Regions from separate parts of the Mus musculus genome. Here regions 2 and 3 are each linked to region 1. A link is a loop called in an ENCODE intact Hi-C map of the cell type or tissue named here. Cell type or tissue: left cerebral cortex. All regions are shown on one strand.

Region 1 (8,000 bases):
ATCTCTGACAAAATTCATCATACCATCATGGTAAATGGATTAGATAGGGTAGGACTGGAGGAACAGACCTCAGCATGATAAATCTATAAATGACAAATTGAAAGCCAACATATCCAAAATTGAGAAAAACTTAGAGCAATCCCATTAAAATCTAGACTAAAACAAGATTTCCACTATCCCCATACCTTTCCAATATATTGCTGGAAATACTTACTGGAGCAATAAATCAAGAAAGAGAAATTAAAGGAATACCAATAGGAAAAGAAAAGATCAAATTATCCCCACTTGCATATTATTAGCCCATTGGATGCATATGGTATTATACATAAGCAATCCCAAAAATTCCACCAAAAACTTCTGGAAAAAAGTAACAATTTCATCAAAGTGGCAGAGTACAACATCAACTTATAAGAATTTGGTAGCCTTTCTATCACAAAAAACAAACATACACACACACACACACACACACACACACACACATATATATATATATATATATATATATATATATATATAGAGAGAGAGAGAGAGAGAGAGAGAGAGAGCCCTATTTACAACAGCATCAAAGACAGAAAATTGAAATAAACTTAAACAGGAGGTGAAAGACTTCTACAATGAAAACTTCAAATCTCTGAAGAAAGAGATTGAGAAAGACAGTAGAAAATGAAAAAAAACAAAAACTCCTATGTTTATGGATTGGTAGAATAATTTGTGAAAAATGACCATCCTACCAAAACCAATTTACAGATTCAATACCAATCAAAATCCCCACAACTCTCTTCGAAGAAATAGGAAAAAAGTCCAGAACTATATATGAAATCAGAAAAAAATGTCCTGTATATCCAAAACAATCTTAATCAAAAGCAATAACATCAGAGGGATTATAGTTCCAGAGTTCAACATCTATTGTAGAGTTGTAGTAACAAAAACAATATGGTGCTGTCAAAACAAACAAACAAACACACACACAAAAACAATTGAACAAACAAACAAAAACCATCTAGATGAATGGAATAAAATAGAAGCCCCAAACGTATGTATGATGTATATGTAACTACAGCTGTCTGATATTGGGCAAAAAGGCAAAAAAACTATATTGGGGAAAAGATAGCATCATCAACAAATAGTACTGGTGAAACTGGATACCTACACATAAAAGAATAAAAAAAGAATACTTTTTGAAACGAAATCTCACTGTGTAGCTCTGGCTGGCCTAAAACTCCCTTTATAGACCAAACTGGCCTAGAACTCACAGAGATCTGCCTGATTCAACCTCTCGAGTGCTGGAATTAAAGGCATGCACCACTCTGCCCAGCTCAAATAATCTTTCAAATGTACTATTGAAGTCAAATATTTACAGGAAAAATATAGTGTGTTTCAGCCATATCTTCGAATATTGTCTCTGCCTACATTCTCGGTCCTCTCCCCTTCATTCATGGCTCCATCCAGGACTTTTGGGCTCTCCTTTGTGCTTTTCAACATTTTCTGTCTTGGGAAGTTATTCTTGATTTTTACTTTTCATCTTCACATTTCCTGTTGTTGCTTCAAGTCAGGCTCATAAATCAGGCTCCCTTGAATCTGTGACCTTATAGCCTCCACCTCTGAACTGACAGAATTTACAGTATATCCACCAGCCCCACTTTCCCATCTGTACTTCTACAGATCCTCTTCTTCTATATTTGTGGCTAAACTGTTGTTTAGTTCAGACACTGAGTTTAATTTTCATGTATAGCCATTTTACTTGGTTCCGTTTGAAATCTTGTTAGACTAAGTTTTAAAGCCTCATGTGTTCTTTAAATAGAGTTTTCATGGATATTTATAATTAGTATCCAGTGATTTCAATACATGAAATCTTCATACACTTGTGGAGTTTATTTCTCTGAATGAGATCCATGGGCATGGTTGGCCTAGAACCTCCTTAAATCAAGGGTAGAAGAATCTTTATAGGCTTTCCAAAAATATGAGAGCTTCTTCCACAAATCTGCAGCAAGCTGATCTCGTGGCTGCAAGTTTCCCAAGAATAATCTTACTCCTGTCTTTCTTTTCTCTCCCTCATTCAGGTTCAAGTTCTGACTCCCTATTTTCTTGACAGTCAACATTTTGCAATTATAAATAGAAATGTGATCAGTTTCTTACTAGATTTTCTATTTGAGTTGACTCTGGGCCTTAAGATCCTTTACCCAGGGTGGTCATAAAATCATGACTTTAATTTTCTAACATTAAAAAATACCTTCTGGGACATGTTCATTCAGAGCTTAGCATACTTTGAATTTTCACCTTTTTCCTTAAATTTGATCTCATATTCCCAAAATATTTAAGAATCTTTAATGTTTTAAGAGCTGTGTGTTATAACATATTTACTGTGTTTACAGGTTTTCATCAGGAAAAATTGATCCAAGCATTATCAAAATAGAAATTATATTTCTTCTTAATATTAATTAGCCTAACTGGACAGTGGTGGCGCACGCCTTTAATCCCAGCACTTAGGAGGCAGATCACAATCATGAAAAGGGAAAAAAGAAGAAAGAAGAAAGAAAACAAACATCTCGTGTCTAAAGTAACTATGAACTGTACACATCACCAACGATCAAAGCAAGGTCCTAAGAACCAGCAACTACAGAAAGCTGCATTAGGGTCAATACATTTCCTTCAGGAACAAGCAGCAAATATAGTTTTCAGGTCTTAGAGTAACTCTAAGTATTCTCCTAATACTAGCTCTTCTGTCTTACTACAAAAGTATGGGCACTCGAGATGTAAATGAATTACCCTCACTGTATTCTAATAAAACTTTATTTAAAGCAGGGAGTGAAGCAAATTTTACTCATGACTTCCAGCTTGCTAACCTTTAAAGTACCAAATGACCCTCAACTTTTCAACAACAACAGGTTTTTGGAACGCAGAGATCCACTTGCCTCTACCCTGAGTGCTGAGATCAAGGTTGTGTACATCACTGCACAGTAAACTTTTCTTTAAGACTTGAACCAAAGATCGCGTACATGTCTCATCTTCCCTTTCCTTCCCTCATAGCCCATTCAACCCAACTAACTCATGTTAAACTGAGAGATCATGATTGGTCGAAATCACAGAACATAAACCACAAGGCAAGGGTGCTAAGAAAGGTAGTACCAAGATGATGAGGTATTACCAATAAGAAAACTTCAATTTCTCCAAAATCCAACCCTATTAAAGTCTGCCCATACAAAATATGAACAATATATTTAAATAAATTTCACAGGGAGTTATCTAGAATTCTGTTTTAACTTTTCAAGCCTTTACTTTCTTTATATCCCAAGATCAAAGAAGGTATTGTGGTCAGTAGATCTACATGTATGTGGCCTATCACTTTCATGGTGATTGCTAACTTCACCTCCAACTTGTCAACAGGTAGATCCACTCATGAAAGGACCATACGCTTATGTGAATTCTATAAACTGTGAGGCCAGAGGTAAGTCCATTTCTTAGAGTGAAGTTGATCCTATGTAAGAAAACCAACAGAGGATGTTTCTGAGCATGTCCTCTCATTGGGGTGTCAAAATGAAGCCATTACAAATAAGGACCTTGGCAAAACTGCCTGGGCTATATGGGGAGCAAACAAAAGTCTATATTGCAAACTCTAGTGTACCATCAACAGCATATACAGGCAGAATTCCCGAGAGTTAAACTTACCATTCATCACTGTTCCTAATTACTGTCAGTGAGCATGCCCAAACCTCTCCAGGCAAAGGCAATGTCCCATGAAACATGTCTCCCTTCATAATTCACTTTCTGTCCTTCCAATAACATAATCTTTAGCTGTTCTTTTATGGTGTTCTTTCATAGAAACAGTGATTGAATGGCCCCATGACCTTTGTTTGTGTTCAGTGTTATAAGAATTCCAGAATCAAACACTCATAACTTTAAACAGAGTACTTTACTTTGCAAGAGTGCTTAGAATTAGGTCTTTCTAAACTATTTCATAGTTGGCTATTGGGAAAGGCAGTCCATATGATGTCCTGACATTGGTCTATTCAGGTATAAGACATGTTGAACGAACCCTAGGGTAAAACCTTTGATTGCTGTAACACCCAGTGCTGTCCATCGGACATGGAAAAAGGACTAGTTCCTATTAACTCAGACCCTGAACACAGTGGGCTCTTTTCCTAATCTTATACAAATTGATGATTTCCATCTTAATACCCCCCAAAATTAACCTTTAAGTAAGCTTATAGATCATTGTCTTGATGAATGATTAATGTGGGAGAACCCAGTTTACTATGCATAGGACCACACCTGGGCAGTTATTCCTGGGCTGTACAAGAAAGCAGGCTAAAGAAGCCATGGGGAGCAAGCAAGTAAACAGTAATCCTCCATTGTCTCTGCTTTAGCTCCTGCCTTGAGTCTCCCGCCAGACTTCCCTCTCTGATAGAAGTGTCACCTGAGAATAGCAAGTTAGAGCAAACCCTATCCTCAGATTGCTTTTGATCATGGTGTCTATTGCAGCAGAAGAAACCCTTATATGAGAGAGAGAGGGAGAGAGAGACAGAGACAGAGACAGAGAGATCCACACAGTTGCATAGCTCATTCTCCTAAGAAACAGACTTGTCATGCAAATACTTTGACCAAAATGGCAGTACTGGTCTCAGTTATAACATTTTCCTGTCATCCTACTCTGAACCTAAAATTGGACTTTTTATTTTCTCTCCAATTTTAGGAGGCCTGAACCGGTTTTTTTTTTTTTTTTTTTCCTCCTAAAAACACTGCTGATTGTTCTCTTTTGCCTGCATCCCTATAGAAAAAAAATTTCATTTATTTTTTTTTAAGAATAGAGTTAATGGTATCTGAGAAGGAACTGCTCATTGTGGGTTGACCTTCATTTGACCTTGAAGTGACAGTGTTTCTTGTTATGAAGATACCAAGATGATAGCACAGCAGATGCTGCCAAATGAAAAAAATTTGCTGCAATGAGCTTTTTATGAAATATTGAGGCTAAGCAGAGAAACCATTCCTCTGACAAAAATATTCTCAGCTACTCCCTGCATTAAATCACAGTGTGGAGGCTGGCAGCTCCAGCTTGCAGTGCCAGCAATGACACCCTGAGTGTACTTAGCTGGGAAACATCCAAATTCAAGAGATGACCTTTACTTTGCAGATCACATGAGATCCTCTTCATTCCCTTAGGTCTGGAACCACAAAACAGGCTTTGCTTTTGTGCGTTTTCAAAATTAGACGTTATCAAAGAGTATCATTTATAGGAAGGGGGAAATATCAGTCTGTGATGACTGCAAAGGAAGAACCATCCATCCTCCCTAGCACTTGAGAGTGCATTGCATTCTCTCCCCTGCCTTGAAGTCCCACTCATTCCATCTCATGGATGGAAACCCTTAGACCAACATCCCTACAAGAAAACAGGATTTTATTCAGTTCACCCTTCAGACACTCTCCTTGGTGAAGTGCTAAGTGAAGTCAAACTAGCTTGACTTTAGAGAAAGAGGAAGGAGTCCTGAGGAGAGAGGCTGCAAGAAGGTCTCACTCTCATTCTGTCACCTGGCTGACACACTGCATGTCACATGGTATTTGAGCAGCCAGGAGAAGCTGAAATCACATTCACTGTTCAGCTGAGGGCCTCTAAGGGACAGCAACCGTCCACAGGGGCGAGTCTGAAGGGGTATGCCACAACCGAAACCCCATATGCATCCAGAATGCTAAGGGTGGTAGCAGATTCTGGGGTGACAGAAGGAGGCATGCGGTTCCAACAGAAGTCAGGAGTACTGCCTAGCTGCACCATGGTAATCCTGTGTTCCCCTGACTACATGGCTTTCCACAGTTCAAGAGCACTGCCCGGCCACACCATGGTAACCTTTTGTTTCACTGAGTGCAATAGCCCACTGTTCTATTCCTGGCAGGATGCTCAGTACTGGCCAGGATTCATTTCTCTCTATTCAGCTTGAATTATAGACACATAATAAAATGCAGGATGACAAGATTTCCTGAGGCTTTAAGATGCATACAGCCTGGCAGGCTATGAATTGCTACATCCCTGTGTTCAAAAGTTAAATGAAGGCACCTACTGCTTCCAGACTCTAGTTGGAAACCAAACAGATACTGTCTAGTGTTTCTCATTTAAGAGACAATTAAGGATCTGTTGATTCATGTATACAACAAAATACTTGTAGAGTAACAATTCTGTCCAGGCACTGTGCTCAGCTTAGGTTGATACAAATATAGAGAAGAGGGCTTGGGAAGCCTGCAGAAGAAATACACATGCACTATAATATGGTCAGTGCAAAATTAGCCTGGATACACAGTCCCTGGAGTAAGAGCATTTAACCAGTCAGAAAGGATTGAGAAGGCGACATAGAGGAACTGATCCCCGGAGGAAGGGAGAGGGATAACGGCAGGACATCCCAAGGGAAAAGTATAAGCAAAGGTAAAATACCATGAAAGCAGAACACTGAGACACTGGGGTGAGGGGAAGCACAGAGATTTCTCTGTGTGTCTCTGTCTCTGTGTATGTGTGTGATAGAGCATGAGAAATAGAGAGAGGGGAAAAAGAGAGACAGAATACTCTGTGTCTACAGTGTGTATCTCATGAGAACCTAAAATGTGTTCAAGGTAAGAGTGCCAGTTTGCTACTAAGAAGCCAGATTGAGGAGAACAGGTCCAGCTATGTGCATTATACTAAGAATCTTCATGCTGCAGAGTCTAAAGAGCCGTGGGAGACCAAGCAAGACAGATAATAGTCAGTTTCTCCTATCCCACACTGTGTGACTGCTCTCAGTTACAACCTGGCCATTGACAAAGAAATGGGGTTCCTGGGCTCTTGGTCCTCCCTTGTGGCTCATAGGCACCCTACCGCAGCTCAGCCTTCCTCTGGCGAAGATCAAAGCCTTTCTTCTTTTTTTCTTTTCTATTAGTGCAGAAAGCATGAGAGAGAAAACTGTTACCTGGATATGTTCCTGAACATTTTCAGCTCCCATCTTATTTCTCAGTTCAAAAGAGAGCTGAGAAAGTGGGGATCTACACACTGCCACTTTCTTATACCCTTATATGGCATCTCGACATTGCTTTTGGAAGGCAGTGCGAGGGGGTGGCGGCTGAGACAGGCAGTCTGTGTGTTCCCACTCTTGGCACGGTTTCTTGAGGCATTCTAATTACCACTTACTTTTTAGCTTCCTCCACCAGAACATAAACTTCTCCCAGAGCTGTGATGGTTGTCCCAATGACCTCAGCCCTTAAAAACTCCCTAGGGACATGCCGTTATCCAGTTTCTATCGGCTGAATACATTGAGCAGTCAATGTCTCCAATTGCAACAGTGAATGGTAGTTCAGGATTCAATATGCTCCAGACATTGTGAGAGCTATAACTGACCTAGTCCTGTTCTACAGGTTACACCTGTTCTATACCTGGGACTACTAAGGCTTTAAATCAATATATTTGTTTTCCAGGAGAGTTGGAAAGTGACTCTGAAGAAAGAGTAATTAAAACCAGCAGCTTTAATCAAGACAACAAAAATTTCTGTGTAGCTGCTGCAAGGGAGATCATAGAAATGTGTGTCCTGTCACAAGGAGTCAGTACTCACTTGAAAGGCGCCATAGATGGCAACTTCAGCTAACATTGGTTGGGCCAATGCTGAACAAAATGCTAGGGACAGTTTTCTCTCTTCTATTCCTTATTTCTACTAATGTCAATCCATCATAGTTCTTGGCAAGGTGCCCAGAGCATTAGAAATTCCTCATTGCAAAACATAACTTCTATCAAGGTCAGAAGTCTCAGGTCAGCTCATAAAATTGCAAAGCTTCTGTAAGGCAAGAGACACTATCAATAAGACAAAAAGGCCACCAACAGACTGGGAAAGGATTTTTACCAATCCTAAATCTGATAGGGGACTAATATCCAATATATACTAAGAGCTCAAGAAGCTGGACTCCAGAAATTCAAATAACCCCATTAAAAAATGGGGTACAGAACGAAACAAAGAATTATCAACTGAGGAATACCAAAGGGCTGAGAAGCACCTGAA
Region 2 (8,000 bases), 110 kb after region 1:
TCCCTAGGGATGCAAGTATTCACTTCATATAATTACCCCCGCCCCCAAGAATTTTATAGAACATTGTTAGGAAATTCACATTTGTAGTAGGGAATTGAAGGAAAAAGAAACAATTTTTCAGCATCTTTTACATGCCAAAGGACATAATTTAAGTGATATCTTTACTCCTTGAAGAAAATATTATTAACCTCACTTTGAAGTATTCAGTTAAACTACCACCACTTGAGAACAGTGAAGGAACCTGCACACCTGCCAGCCAGGCTCCACGGCCCACTCTCCTAGCCTCAAACTTGTATAGAAGTGCAACCTTTGGCAGGATAATAACGCTAGCAAAAACATGCATCCACTAATTTCTATGAGTGGAATCCTACTCTAGTGTTTCAGGGGGTTATTTCATATAAAAGGTTTTATTGCCTTGTTTGTGAAATGACTGGAGGGGCAGTTTTTATTACTAGTTGCAAGGTGATTGCAAACTTTTAAAATGTTAACAAAGCACAAGTATGGAGAAGACCTGTGTTCAAACTCCAGAACACACACACACATATACACACACACACCATAATACACAGGCACACCACAGACACATATACACACACATGAATACCACATAACACACTCATACACATGCATAAACACACCACATACACCCACACACCCCAGACAAACAGATAAATATTTTAAAGTGTAAATAACACAAGTGCTATAGAAAAGCCCATAGGGCATTTTCTTATTTACTGTCTGATGGTTCTGAAATCTACCTTAAAAAGCAGGCTGAACAATCCATGAACAGGAAGGCCATAAGCAGCATCCCTCCATGGCCTCCGCATCATTTCCTGCCTCCAGGTTCCAGCCCTGCTTGAGTTCCTGTCCTGACCTCTTTCAATGATTGACTAAGATGTGGAAGTGTAAGCCAAATCAACCCTTTCCTCCCCACCTTGCTCTGGTCACGGTGTTTCATCACAGCAACAGTAACCTTAAGACAAACAGAATGGCAGGAAATATCTCCAACAATATTTGCAGGCTACTGGCTGTTTTCCAACTGGATGCCAGGTTTTCAGTCATAAAGTGAGACAAATTTAATCCACACTCTTAGAAACTTAGACTGCAAACCAAAAACAAACAATAGAAAAATGTGAATGCCTTACTTCTGAATAAAAACAACCCTGAAAGTCTTAAATTTCATTTCTTTCTCATAATTTGTACCAGGGATTTGGTGGCATCTTCTTTCCATGCTTTTAGATGCACTATTTTTTTTTTCCATCAATAGAAAGACACAGACCTGGTTAAATCCTCAGTCTAAATTTAAAAGCAGAGGAGCCTTACAGCAATTACCACACAGCACGGAGTTGATGAAGGAGTCAACACTCCATGGTTTCATAATGAGCAAAAGTGTAGTGACTGATTTATCCCTGGTTTACACTGTGGAGTCAAAAATAGAGCAGATCCCACAGCCAAGTGCAGGGGCATCCTCCTGGTCCTCCTTCTCACTCCTGACATTGCTGCTTGTGTGTAACTGAGCACCATCCAGCCACAGGCACCAGGAAGACCCAGGTCATCACATAGTGAAAAAGGAGACAGAAGGAAGACAGCAGACAGGAGACAGCAGAGCCAAGAAACAGTGTAGCTGTACACCTCCTAAAACACTGCCCGGACAGCAATCTACTGCAAAGTTATAGGAAAGCTTTCCCTACCATCTCCTAAAATAAAAATTAAAAGCTGTAATAAAGTCATCCCAAAACACAACTTTCAAATAAAGCTATCTAACTTTAAAATCTGGAACTCCCTAACAATATTGTTTTATCCTAGCATTTGAAGACTTAAGACAGTGAATGGGAAAGACCGATGTCCAATTCTTTGGACAGAAAGAAAAAAAATTACGTAGGAAAACATACTAAGGTGAATGGAACTAAAGCTTTAAGATACAATGTTTCCAAAACAGAGAGCTGAAACAAACAGCTCCATGGCATTACTCTGTAAATAATGTGGACAGGAAACTTAAACACTGCCAAGGGCAGCTAACTGTGTCTGGACAGGCAAGCCACAGGTAAGGAAGGGAAGACATCTAACAGAGACTGCAAGGAGACTCTACAAGTAGAAAAGTTTAAAGCATAAACTGGTAAGTGATATATAGCATTACAGTTAATAAACTCCTTCTAAAATAGTATCTCATTCATGTATTCCCTGGCATAATTATCTGTGGAGCCTCTTGAATGCTCAAGTATCTTTGGATGACAAACATGTTGTTACCTTATCCCAATGTATAAAACAGCAAAGAGATGTGAGGTTTGGAACAGAAAATAAATCTTCCTACTTCTGTACTTTGGGAGGCACATCCACCAAGCCATTGGCTCCATGGTGTATCCAGCTATTCAACACTCTCTCTCAGTGTGGAAAAGCAGGGGGGCAGGTTTAAAGGCCTACCACCATGTCAGATGAAATCCTCCAACGTGGAACAGCAAACTGGAACACCATATGACACCAGTTTTCTGTTTTCCCACAAAACAAAGAACGCCTCACATGGAAATTTTCAGTTCTAAACAAACTCTTTCCTCTTAAATACCTAAATCTGTGTATTTCAGGCATCACCCCAGATCCACTAATTTAAAAATAGAAAAATACCAAATTTTATCACTATATAAGTGGCTATATAAGCATATATAGGGGGCAGGGGCCACAGGCAAGGGAAATTCCATTTCAACTGGTGAAAATGTTTTGTAATCAAAATATTTTCTGCTCTCAAAGGCTATTCTAAAATAAATAAATGAGGGACTAACGCATTCCTCAAGTAGAAAAACACTGAACAGAACTAAAACGGTTCAGCGGCCAGACAGATTAGAACACCGAATGGAAAACAAAATGCTTTGCTGAACCCATGCGCTCTCACCATGGTGACCACTTGCAACCTTCTTACCTTTCTGCGGCTTGTAAAAAAACCAAATCACTAAGGGCTTGGAAAAGCAGTTATCACGTGTAGTGTGACTTTTTAAAAACCTCCTTTGACCTTACCAACAAACCGCCAACCTTCCCAGCATGGTAAGGCAACCCATAATTGGTTCAGAAAGACACAAGTGTGTGTGTTCCTCTTTCTAGTATCAGTTCCCTTAATAGCAGGACCCTTAAAGAGCCCAGCATTCACTTGGTTTCCATCTCTGCTAATTAAAATCAAGCCCACGTTACTATATCACATTCAGCTTCACTCCAAACATGTCTGACAACAGCTGAAACCACAAAGTCTACTCGCAGTCTTTATAAGAAACCTGCCTCTTCTGGAAACCTAACCACGAAGACACGGGTATCTTTGGTGGTGATTCACCTTCCGGAAGGAAAGCTAAAAACTGAGTATCCACTGGGAAAATAACTGAGGCCTCAAATCAGGAAACAAAAACTTAAACGGTGTTTAGAAACTAATGTCCTCATCACACCCATTACTTTTTAAGACAAAGTGTTAAGTTTCTCTTCGAAACTATGGTAATACATAGATGGAAGCTAATCGGCTGTTAGTACTGTCAGTGATCCCTCACACCTGGGAGACTTGGTGCTAACAGTTCTATCTACAACTAAACATCAAAACACATTTTATGCACCAAGTCTTACCAAAGTTGAGTAGTCTCGGTGCTCATGAACGCTAACATGTCATCCTGTCCGTTTTGTTTTTAATCCAAGGTCTCATAATAAAAACACCCAAATCATTAAAATAACCCACGCATACACTGTAGCCCAAAGCTTCTGGGAGAATAACCACATATGGAACTAATTGGGAAAATAAATTTTGTGAAAGAGTCGTTTCCAATCCTTAGTGTCTAGCTTGTTGCACTACAGTAAAAGACCCCGGCACCTGAAATTATATAGTGGCATTTCGAGGAAAAACAACATAAAGTAAAGTTTAGAAACCTCGGAGATCTTGTGCGACTTCTGCTCTTTCAGCTAGGAGCCTCTAATAGGGTACAGTGTTGCTGTGTCCATAATTACTCCTCTTGGAAGGATGAAAAAGTTCAGCGCCAGTGTCTCCCAGTGTTTCCAGCCCCACTTACACACACACACACACACACACACACACACACAGAGAGAGAGAGAGAGAGAGAGAGAGAGAGAGAGAGAGAGAGAGAGAGAGAGAGAGAACACAAAACAAAAACAAAACCCTGGTTCTGAAGAAATCCTCAGCCCACTCTAAGCAAAGCGGCGTGGGCAGAGAGCCCGGGAGTCTCTAGCGAGCCAGACACTTGCCAGGGGGAAAGCACGCGGCTGTCCTTCCCTTCGCGAACTGGGTTCCTTCCTGGCCGAGATTTGCAGATTCCACCACTAGAGCGACTTTGGCAGCTTCACAATGGGCCGCTTCTCAAGGTCTGAGCGCCGGCCGCTGCCAGGCGCCCTTTCCTAGGCTTCCCACCCGCCCCAAAGTCCACCAGCGACAGGTGGGGCGAGGGTGGCGGTGCCCGAGACATCTGCCGCCTTAGTTTCTGGCCAGCGCCCGGCCGCGATTCCCCAGTCCACAGGCGCTCCTCCGCCACCGCCGGTCCGTCTGTCCGTCACCAGCCGCCGCACCGGCCTCGGCCTCGCCCGCGGGGTGCAGCGCGCACTGGTGGCCGAGATAAGGTCGCCAGGGGCTGTCTCCCGCCGCTATCTGTAGCCCGCAGCCGCGGCTTGTACACCGTTGGGGCCAGAGGCGCGGCAAGCCGGGCGAGCGTTACTTCTCAATGGGCCTCCGCCGGGCCTGCCGCCTGGCGCTGCGGGTAGGGCGAGCCGCCTAGCTGGCGCGCGCCGACGCGCTCAGACTTCCGCACCTTGGCACCGCGGGAGCGTCGCTCCGGGTCGCAGAGTCCCCGCACCGCATGTCGGCGGCGAGCGCACGCCCGCCCGCCCGCCGGTCCGTCCGCTCGCTCGCTCGCTCGCCGCGCGCGCACGGGGCGCACGCCCCCGCACACTCACCCGCGCCGCACACTCCCGCGTCGCCGGCCCCACCCCTGTGCCAGGAAGCTGCGGGCTCTCGCACCCCGCTCGGGCCCCACCCCAGGCTCCAGTCCCCCCACCACCACGCCAGCCATTCGCACCAAGGCTCAGGGACCAGCGCCGCTCGCAGCCCCGGTGTCACCGAGCCATCAGCCATCGCGGAGGCCGGCGCGGCCCGGGGCTTCCCTGCGCTGCGCACACACCGCGCGCCCGGCCGGGACACGAGGCGAGGAGGAAGGGGCGGCGCCGTGCCTGGGGCTGGCACAGTGGCTCGCTGACTGGGGCACCCACACTCACGCGCGTACCCCACCCATCCCCGCCACCACCTCTGCAGCACAAAAGGTTGCAGGAGGAGTGGCGCTCCCCGTCCAACGTACCGGTCGTCCAGGGTTCCGCCGGTTCCTCTATGGCCGGCAGCCGCAGACCCCGAAGCCAAGGGCGGGCGAGGCGCGGGGCTGCGGCGCCGAGGTGTGGGCAGAGGCCGCCAGCGGAGCCAGCCGGGTACCCGCTGCTCTCCCACCGCGCTCGGCGCCAGCTACGGCCCGCCGTAGTCCCGCCTCCTCCCCCGCCTCCGCCCGCCTTCCCGCCTCCTCCCGCGGGCTGCGGAGGCGAGGCCGGGAAGCGCAGAGCCCGCCTCCTGCGCCAGGCTCGCACGCTCGGCTGGGCGGGCGGCTGGGCCGGCGGCGTGAGAGCGCAGAACCGGAGGCTGTTGCGGGGACGGGAGGCGGCGGCGTGATGCCACACTGCTCCCGGACCAAAGTCCGCCGCACCCTCCGGGGAGCCGCAGCTCACAGGCCTGACAATGCGGGCCGCTCCCACAGAGCGGTGTGCTAAACTCTGTGGGGATGGCTGTGATTTTTGAGTTTCTGCTGATCAGAAGTTGAGAAGAGCAGAAGCCCATGAAGTTAAAATTATACTATAATAATAAATAATAATAATAATAAATGTCAACAACTAAATATGGGGGCGGGGTGAAGACTAAATTCTGAGTCACTTGTTTCTCTTCTCTTTTCCTTTCTAGCTTCCTTCCTGTTCTGTCTTTACAAGGTCTCACTCTGTACCCAAGGCCGGACTTAAGCTCCGGAGAACCGTTCTGCCTTAGTCTCCAGAGCGCTGGGATTACAGGGATGAGGTGCCATCCCAACAAGATTTTCTTTTCTCAGTCCATATGCCACTCCCCTGCCGAAGTGGTCAATGCAGCATTACAAATATTTGCTGATATTTATTTAGCTCTAGGTGCCAACCCTTTTGACGCACATTCCCAAGTTTGCAGCTCTCAACTGTGCTAGTCCACATTTTTAAGACAGAAAACATGAGTTACATCCTTGAAGTCACAGACCTTTCATATAGCTGAGCTGTTTGTGTATTTATAAATTTAAATTCAGGTTCCTGCATTGTGTGGCCTTTTAAACGGTGCTTTATCTGAACATAAAGTCATACATTTCATCTAGACTAATACAAACTTAAAGCAAATAGTTCATGTTCCAGAGTCTATATATGTCCCCCAAATTACCAAGGTTAATAAATACACTCTGGCTCCAAGATGTGGCTTCTGGTTTCTCTGCAACTGAAGGACACTTACTCAATTGCTTCTCATATGCTCTGATGTAAGTATCAGAAAAAGGAAGGAAGAGGCCAGATTCATGAATGTTCTCAGTTACTCTTCCCCAACATGATATTCATGTAACTTATCAAATATAGATAGACCCTAGTACACTGTACAGGTATTGAATGCTCAAGTGATTAAATTTTGTTTTATATTTATTTGTTCAGTTGTTTTGTGCCCCCCCCTCCCCGCCCCACCACCATGGGTACCTTAGTAGAAGATGCTCCAAGTATTTTCAGATTTGAACATTTATCACAGCAGTGTATTCTGATGTTCGTTCTTATAAAACTACCTCGGAAACATTACAAATTATTTCAAGAAGCTTAGTTTCATTTTGTCTGAACTCATAATTTTTTTAAGAGAACACCTTGTAACTTGGCCTTTGTTCTGAAATTTTAGCAATGTTCTTTGGCCAGAAGCAATAAAGTTCCGACTAGTCTCTCCGTTCATTAGGCTGAAAGCTAGCCTTGTCTCCAGCTGTCTCCCACTCTAGGTTCCCACCTCTGAGACTCTTCATCCAATCAAAAGTTAGGTTAGTTCTCCAGTGTCACAATGAATACCTAAACTAATTCACTAGGCCAGCATGGTTTTATATGTGGTTCATGATGGTTATGTCTAGAGACTATCATATTTAGAATATGTGGGGCCGCTCAGGATGGTAGCTGTGTGCCTATGAAAGAAGAAAGCAAGATGGAAACACTTTGCGAGCTTTCTGGATGTTCCATTAAGAAAAAGTTAATCCAGGAAGGAAGGAAGGAAGGAAGGGAGGGAGGGAGGGAGGGAGGGAGGGAGGGAGGGAGGGAGGGAGGGAGGAGAGAGAGAGAGAGAGAGAGAGAGAGAGAGAGAGAGAGAGAGAGGAAAGAAGAAAGAAGAAAGAAAGAAAGAAAGAAAGAAAGAAAGAAAGAAAGAAAGAAAGAAAGAAAGAAAGAAAAGAGAGAGAGAAAGAAAAGGAAAAAAGGGGGAGAGAGAGCAAGAGAGAGGACAGACAAACATGCTTGAAAAAGAGTGGCCCCAAATGTTAACTTGAACTTCTAATCCACAAGGCCTTTCAGAACCTAGAGCTCAGGTGCTCTATCTCAAATGTCACCTCTGTGGTTATATCTTGGCCTTGAAATATCCTTCCTCCCCCCCCACCCCCCCAAAAAAATAAAATCACTTCTCAAATGTCACTTGTCTGGGAAGAATTATTCATTGATGGATTACCACTTAGCAAACAGCCAGATTGAAAGAACAGGATAAGTGAACTTAAAAAAAAAAAAAAGATCACACCTGAAACTACAATGGTAGGTATGCAAGAAATAACACATCGACTTTTTTAAAAAAACAGAAAACCAAAAACCTTGTTTCCAGCAGGGTGCCATAAAAAAGTACAGGCCATGGCTATGTCTACCAACACCTTAACTGAATGCAGCAGAGATCTCAGATGCCAAGTAGAGGTCTCCCACAG
Region 3 (8,000 bases), 72 kb after region 1:
TAGCCATGAGAACAAATAGGACATTGACAACAGAACAAAAAAAGAATTCCATCCAATGAGTTTACTGGATTGCTTACAGGGGTAAATGTTGGCTTAGATGCTTCAACCTCCCTTCTAGCCCATCACCCACCAGATGTAGAAGAAAAGAAAGGTTAATAGGAAACGAGGGTTGTGGACCTCTTTAGAAATAGTTCTTTGGGTCAATTCCAATCTTTGTTGTCAGCAGTCCAGTCCTTTAGCAAAATACCGACACAAGTCAGCAGCTGCAGTCTGGTCCACTCAGCAGTCACCCCTCATGAATCAGCGATGGCAAGCCACTGGAATATCACGAGAAATTGTCTGGCAAGTTACTCTCTATGAAGTCACAAAGTCACGACAAGTGAAGATCAGCAACATGGTGCCAGGTGAAGCAATACAGACTAGCAAGGCGGTGCAAGGCAAATCAATGCCAGAGCCTCCTCCCACTGTCTATGGGGTCATATTTATATTCTTCCTAAACACCAAGCATCCTCTCGCGTGTCTGCTTCGGCAGAACATTCTTTCACCTGTTGACCCCAGGCAAAACATATGACACTACTGAGCTTCCAAAGAAACAAGAAAGTTCCATTTCACGTAAGAGTGATGTTCCAGTAGTATGGGGGACCCTAAGGCAGCTACATTACCAACAGCCCACCCAGCCTTGGTGAGACAGGAAAGAGAGATTAATCCCAGGGCTCCCTGTATAATCTGACATCGGCTCAACAGGTCTGGAGGGTCTCCTCTCCTCAGGGCTTATCTAACCTTGAGGAGGCAGGGTAGACCCCTGTGAACCTCCTTTCATTCCTTTCCTAAGGCTACTCTTGCTTGCTTCCAGAGGCTCGTAATCTTGGCTTAGGTTTGGAAAGGAAAGCTTCCCTGCAGAGTGGAATGTTTCAAGTGGAGAAACTGCTACTCAACACTACCAAGGGAGGGCTCAGCAAGAGGCAAGCCTTTGTAATCCAGAAGAAGGGACATCACCAGGAATAGAATCTGCTAGTTCCTTCTCTTTGGGCTTTACTGCCTCAGTTACTGTGAAACAGAAAATCTACTGGTAAATATTTCGTTGTTGATGTTTGTTTGTTTGTTTGTTTGTTTGTCTAATTTCAACTCATTCTGGAACACTGTCACAGTATGTAGCCCAGGCTAGCCTACAATCTTTTCCTTGTGCCTCAGCCTAAGTGTTGGGATCACAGGTTATGAGCCATTGTGCCACATCATCTCAGTATTATGTCATTACAGGAGAGAGAGAGAGAGAGAGAGAGAGAGAGAGAGAGAGAGAGAGAGACTATGTCTTTACCTATCTAACCAAAATGCCTGTAGAAGAGAATTTACACTCCAGTGTATTTACACTCTAAGGTAGTATATGATTCAGTATTTTAATATATGGTTATATGGGAGTTTCAGTTTCTTTGCGGTATATTATATACACTATACCTATAAGCATCTTATACTTTTAAGGATTTTTCAAGCCTAAACACAATTAGTTAAAAAAAATTTTGGTTTTGGTTTTGGTTTTCAAGACAGGGTTTCTCTGTATAGCCCTGGCTGTCCTGGAACTCACTTTGTAGACCAGGCTGGCCTCGAACTCATAAATCCACCTGCCTTTGCCTCCCGAGTGCTGGAATTAAAGGCGTGTGCCACCACACCCGGCTAATTTTTTTTTAAATAATAATGTTATAATTGCTACAATTCATGAAGCATGGGATATTTTCATATTATCACAATGGCTCTTCCTAACTTTTTAACATAAATAAAGCTATGGCTTTAAAACAACAATTAGACATTTAAACAATGAAAGAGCTAGGGGAACAAGATCCAACCTGCAAGAGCTTTCAGCTGCCAAAAGCAAAGCATTTGGAACAAGGAAAATCTGCATGAAATTACAACCCATAGTATAGAGTAAGTTCATGGATCCATACTGCATAAATAAATCATTGCATAAACTAATAAGCTGTATAGGAGACTTTAAGTCTTCCTCAAGGAGGAATTCTGGGTAGTGTATTTAGATAGCCCTGCCCTTCAATGAAGTGAAGTTTAATTACCACCCCAACCCAAGTGTTGAGTAAACATAAAGGACTTTCCCAAGGAATGGCAGAGAAAAGGAAAAGGCAACATTAGAAACTGGACAGATACACTTTACCCAAGTGGGGACAGTTGATACCATGATATTCAGTAATGTGGACATTGCAATCCCCAAACATTCATCCATCCAGTCTAATCATGAAGACACCAAATCAGACACACTCGGATTTGGGATGCTCTTCTTGATATCTGGTGAGCTTCCCTCAAAACTCTCAAAATCCTGAGAGAGAAAAGGAAAAAAAAATTTTTCCACAAAACAATAAATAAATAAGAAATTGGGAACCAGGGAGACAAATTCTCTGGCACAAAGAGAGATCACTGTTGGAAAAACTGGTGAGAGTTAATCAAACCTGCAGTTTAACCGTTAGATTTAGCCTCAGTCACTTAGAGAGACTTGTAGAGAAGCAAAAAAACTAACAAAATATGAATAAATGCCTTTTAAATTGGAAAAAAAAGCATGCAATGCTACAGTTCATAATCACACTGAGAGGTCTTGTAAATTCACAGAAATTAGCAAACTGACAGTCCTTCATCCCAGAGATACCACTGGAAATTCTGGTGAGTTGAAACTTCAAAGGGCTCCGTCAGGGAGACAGAAACTTTTAACAAACTCATTTTAAAGAGTCCATTCTACTCTGCTCAGATAATCCTGCGCCCTTATCACAATGCCAATCTCTCTCTCTCTCTCTCTCTCTTTTTTTTTCCTGAGCCAGCCCTTTCCAAATTCCTTAAATCTATCTTTTTCCTCCTTTGATAACCAAAGACATAATTAGAGGGCATGTGGCTCCACCTTTTATGGAAATAGCTATGTTCCTTATTTGCATATGTTTGCACCCATTGCCAGCTGTCCCGAAGAGCAAGAGAGCGACTATATCTCCTTGTTATCAAGGAGATTTCTGTTCAAAGCCAAAGATTAGAACAGCACTCATGGCACAAACTAACTTTTTTTCCTCCTCTTAAAAATACAAGAGCAGTGGTTTAAAGTGAATAGAAATTAGTGGATCGCTGAACTGGAAGAAAACATTATTGCCTCTGAAATAGCCTTGCTCCCCCAGCTTTGCATAACAATATCCAGATTGCTATTATGCCCCTTCCAGTCGGCTTCCCAGTCCTAAACACTCAAGTTCCCCTCTCTATGGTAAGGCCTGTGGGAATGAAATCCAGAGTATTGACAAAGTTAAGTCCTCAGAGAGGAGCTTTTCTTAATATTATTTCATCTAAACAATTATGTCTGCCATCAACAGGTATAAAATGCCTTCTAACAAAAGCAAAAAAACGTGCAAACTAGTAAATGTGCCTTTGAAGGATGCAACCCAAGTTGCATCTAAATAAGGCATACTAGGAGTCTGTCTGCTTCAGTTTTACAAAGCAGATGTCTGCTGTCCTAAGCAAATAGTTCAAGTTGTTTTCAAAATACGGAGGCAGAAAGCAATAGAGGTACCATTTACACTCTCATTAGTCAGAAAGGAAATGCATCTGCTTGGGGAGATTGCTACTCTCTAAAAAACAAGTTTCCCTGGCAACAGCCTCATTACACAAGTCTTAGGGCCACTTCTATCATGGGGATGGTGGTGGGGGAAATGGTGAAATACAGAAATAGAATTTTTAAGACAAGTTTTTAAAGATCTTTGCCATGAGAACATTTCCTTTAGTGGTGGTCTACAACCCTTTGACACTGAAATATGACATCTGTGGTATGCAAATGTGTTGGGCTACACCCTTACTGTTCTAAGAACTGCTTCACACACTTCCCCCCACATGTATACACCACAATGAAAAAAAAAAGGAAAAAAAAAAACCCTAGCCATATCTAACTACTCTTTGGTAAGGTCAAGTCATTGTCTCAAGGATGGGGAAAGCATTCATTCTATAACAGAAACAGAGGGAGAAACTAGCTTGAGAAGAAGAGAAGGAAAGAGGCAGTCTCCTGAGAGAGGGAAAGACAGGGGTTTTGATTTTGTTGTTGTTGCTCTCTCCCGCCCCCTGTCTCTGTGTGTGTGTGTGTGTGTGTGTGTGTGTGTGTGTCTGCCTCTCTGTCTCTTTCTTCTTTCTACCTTCCTTTCTGACTTTCTTTCTTCCTCCTCTTCCTCCCCTTCTTCCTCTTCTTCAAGGATGAAACCCCAATCTTAAATGGGCAGTCCTAGACCCATCCAAATCAGAGCAATATTATCCAACTCAGTAAGTATACACACTCACAAAAATAAATTAAAAATAAGTACAGAAGAGGCCCTGCATTTGAGGAGTGGTTGAACAGACAAGATTTGGAAATTCTCAAAATTATACAATGATCTTAAAATAAAAATAAAAACCAGGGAAATGGGCATGGGGGTATGGTATCCTCTTGGCGGGTTTTGTTTGGAAAATGGAGATTGTTTTCCTTAACTTCTTCCCATAATGTATTTTATCTTCTTCTGTGCCTTCTGGCTACCAGAAATGACATTCACAAAGGAGCTGAGCATTTCTTTTGCCATTCTTTCTAATAAAAGTATTCATTCTTCAAAAAGATATTGAGATTTCTTTCAAAGTTCACCCACATTCTGTGGGAAAATACTTTGATTTTTCCAGGAAAAAAAAAAGGCTATAAAATATGGTTGTTTTTCCCACGAGTACTGAAATGTGTCTAAAAATAAAATAGAACATCTGAGTTTGCCAGCATTCTGGATTGCTCTGGTATATATGTGAGCTTTAACTAAAACCTGTCTGGAAATACAGTACTTTTCCTCTTGGTGAATTGTTGACTGGTAATGGCGTGTATAAATGTATTTAATTGCTGAGTCACCCCTCAAGGCCATAAATAGCAGCCTGTTTGAAATGGCTCTTAATTGTACCTGGTGACAATCAATACACTTTAGCTTTTTGTAAATGATCCTTTTTAGCCCTGGGCCCCAGAGGGCAAGTATTCCAGAACTCAGAAAAGATGGCTAAGTCTTCAACCCCCATCACTCCCACGGTGCTCTGAACAAGGGAAACACACAATGATGACACAGACTTACATTCAAATGCAGCATCCTGAAACTAAGATGGTGTTTTATCAAAAGAAGGGAGCTGAGACTTTCTCAGTCCCTGCTATGTGCCCTTCTGGTTTTAGACCTCATATCAAACCTCTCAGGAATGTTGAAACATTTCTTAAAGTGTGTTTTGTGTGTGTGTGTGTGTGTGCGCGCGCGCGTGCATGTGTGTGTGTGAAATATTACCTGATACCAACATTTCTTAAAGTGTGTTTTGTGTGTGTGTGTGTGTGTGAAATATTACCTGATACCAACATTTCTTAAAGTGTGTTTTGTGTGTGTGTGTGTGTGTGTGTGTGTGTGTGTGTGTGTGTGTGTGAAATATTACCTGATACCAACATTTCTTAAAGTGTGTTTTGTGTGTGTGTTTTGTGTGTGTGTGTGTGTGTGTGTGTGTGTGTGTGTGTGTGAAATATTACCTGATACCAACAATCAATTTGAAAGCTTTCAAATAGCACATGCCTCAAACAACCCTGTATGGTTGAAGGCACATGACCTAGCTTCTCCGGCACTCTGACACTGCTTTCTACCTCTGACCCGGGCTCTGTGTACAGCATTGGGAGCCTGTCATTTCCAGCTCTAGGAAGTAACAATCTTTGCAAAGAAGTGGAGTGTAGGCAGCTATTTTCAGTGGAAACCCTCGAAAGGACTTCACTAAGTGGCCTGTCTTGCCATCCTCCTGGATCTTGTACTTTAGGAGCACGAAGCACAAGATGTGGGCAGATACACGATTCAAGTATTGTCACAGAGTTAAAGTGAGATAAGACACTGCAGGCGAGGGGGAAGGAAGCAGAAGGTAGAAATTACTCCCCAGGGAACTGTGAGATTTACAGAAATCCCCTGGAAAGCAAAGAGAGAAGGGGTAGGAAGCAGTATTAAGCAAGTGTTGGGTGCTGGGTACATTTTATTTAATCCCTAAAGCTTTTTAAGTAGGTATGGCTACTCCTGGTCATAATAGCAACAATGTATCTTGCCTTTTTTATGCACTTAGCACAAAGTGACTGGTAAGCACCCACAACACTGTGAGAAATGTTCTTTTATGACCACTGGGAGACTACAAAATTAAGACATTAAGAGAGATTTAGCAAATTCACCCCAAAACTCACAGGCAGACACTGTTCAGTAGGATTCTGGGGCATCTCTGTATACCCCACATCGATTCTTCCCTCTGTGTAGGAAGTCAGAGAACTCCTGTCAGGCTTCCCAATAACACTGATGGATCAGGGCCTGGTGTCTCCCCTGCCCAGCAGTCCCTCTCCCAGTATGTTACATTGTTCCAACTCCAGTCCCTAGTATACCTCCCAAGTCTTGAATTCACAACCCTCTACCCTGTGGGTTTGCTTTTAAGAACACAGAATACTCACACTCCCTGATGCCCCTCTGGGTGAGAGCAACACTGGCCCCAGAGAATTTAGTGTTTCCTCACCTACCAACGCAAACAAACATTTTTCAGAACAGGAATGACACGGTACTTGATTTTTTAAAAAGCAATTAATTAACCACTACGGAGCATCGAGAAAGAATTCCTGAACACGAGTGTAGAACTACCTGCTGGAGAATGTCCAACTTACCCAGCAGACATCAACTGGCAAGACCTCCTCAGCTGGGGAGTGGGGAGGTAGGAACTCCTACTTTGGCCTTGTCTAGGTCCTGTGGGGCAAACACAGCCACGGAGTTCATGAGAGCAGAGGCACTACCATATCTAGTAAGCACTTTCCCGGTAGTATTTTCTAACCTTTGGCATTTAGACTTCTTCCTCCACTTTTCCAAGATGGATATTTTCCCTGATTTTCCATTCGTTTCCCATGTTAAGTTCCCATGTAACTATCACAGATACCATTTCCAAAGACAAATGAAAAACCTCCAAAACCAAGTGAAGGGCAGAAACGGTTGTGTGCTGAGCAGACCCTCTGGGAGTCAGTGCCCACTGCCCAGCACTGGGCACCACACTATGTGCTTCACCTGGGCATCTCATTCCATCCCTCCTAACAGCCCAGCTCTCTAGATTTAGCTGCTGAGGTATGTATTAGTCTAAGGAACACAGCTAACAAGGCACAACCAACTTGCACGGCCTGAACTTGACAAAGCACACAGTGATTTGCATCATTTGAAACATCCTATTTCGGAGCTCTTCTTCCTTCTTTAAAGGTGATACAATACCTATAAAAAAACGCATGTAATGTAAAACAAGATCTTTTAAATATTTGTTTATTTAGGAGGCACGCACAAGTGGCAGCATGCATGCGGAGGTCAGAGGACAACAGAAGAGAGTTGGTCCTCCCCTTCCGGCATATGGATTTTGGAGATGAAGCGCAGCCATCAGGTTTTGCAGTAAGTGCCTTTCTGTTGAGCCACCGCACCGCCCTTCATGTGCTGGTTTCCCTAAGTCTGTAATGTTCTACTGAATGAAGTCAGTTGTCCAGAAGTACAGCCATCAAATACTTAAGAGTCACAGGCTCAGAGATTATGAGGGTACTTGGCAATAAATAATTAAGAGTGTCAACTCCATAAGCATGCTAAAAATCCAAAACCGTTGATCACATAATAAGGTACAGGTGACACATCCCCTTGACAATTGTCTGTTGGATGAATCAGTGAACTCTTACCTCTTAAAATTCCCATATTTATTTAGTCAACAAATACTTATTATATATCCAGCATTATTCTTGGTAATGGTGATACAACAAAGCAGACACAAATCCCTGTCCTTTATGAAGTTTACACTCTGTTAGAAAAAGAGAACAGATGTAAGACAATGACTGTGACAGCCATAAGAACTGAGGGAAAAATTAAGTAAACACAACAATTGGGAAGCTAGATGTGGTTTTCAATGGTAGGTAGGTAGATGGTAGGTAGGTAGGTAGGTAGGTAGGTAGGTAGGTAGGTAGGTAG

The links. Peaks named below come from ENCODE experiments on the same cell type or tissue, not always from the same donor. Only the 100,000 strongest peaks of a DNase experiment are listed, where the experiment ranks them.
Region 2: it touches region 1 in a loop (11-fold over the local background); 5 of 42 quality-filtered maps call a loop at or near these places.
Region 3: a loop joins it to region 1, with 8 times the contacts of the local background. A loop is called at or near these places in 3 of 42 quality-filtered maps.

Annotation. Positions count from the first base shown.
Region 1 is chr1:97,548,068-97,556,067 of GRCm38, forward strand. No RefSeq gene overlaps it. Among named protein-coding and RNA genes, the nearest start is that of Macir, 110 kb to the right of the region's middle. In left cerebral cortex, no CTCF peak of the experiment used is centred here; DNase peaks (open chromatin) are centred at 4,607, 4,993, 5,620, 5,973 and 1 more place; H3K27ac peaks cover 3,435 bases.
Region 2 is chr1:97,656,507-97,664,506 of GRCm38, forward strand. It overlaps Macir (macrophage immunometabolism regulator), which reads right to left and starts at 5,512. Exons shown (of 3, transcript NM_133825.3): 1 at 5,325-5,512. In left cerebral cortex, a CTCF peak has its summit at 4,313; DNase peaks (open chromatin) are centred at 1,459, 3,126, 4,307, 4,743 and 3 more places; H3K4me3 peaks cover 5,695 bases; H3K27ac peaks cover 5,361 bases.
Region 3 is chr1:97,619,821-97,627,820 of GRCm38, forward strand. No RefSeq gene overlaps it. Among named protein-coding and RNA genes, the nearest start is that of Macir, 38 kb to the right of the region's middle. In left cerebral cortex, no CTCF peak of the experiment used is centred here; DNase peaks (open chromatin) are centred at 4,814, 4,988 and 5,844; H3K27ac peaks cover 4,191 bases.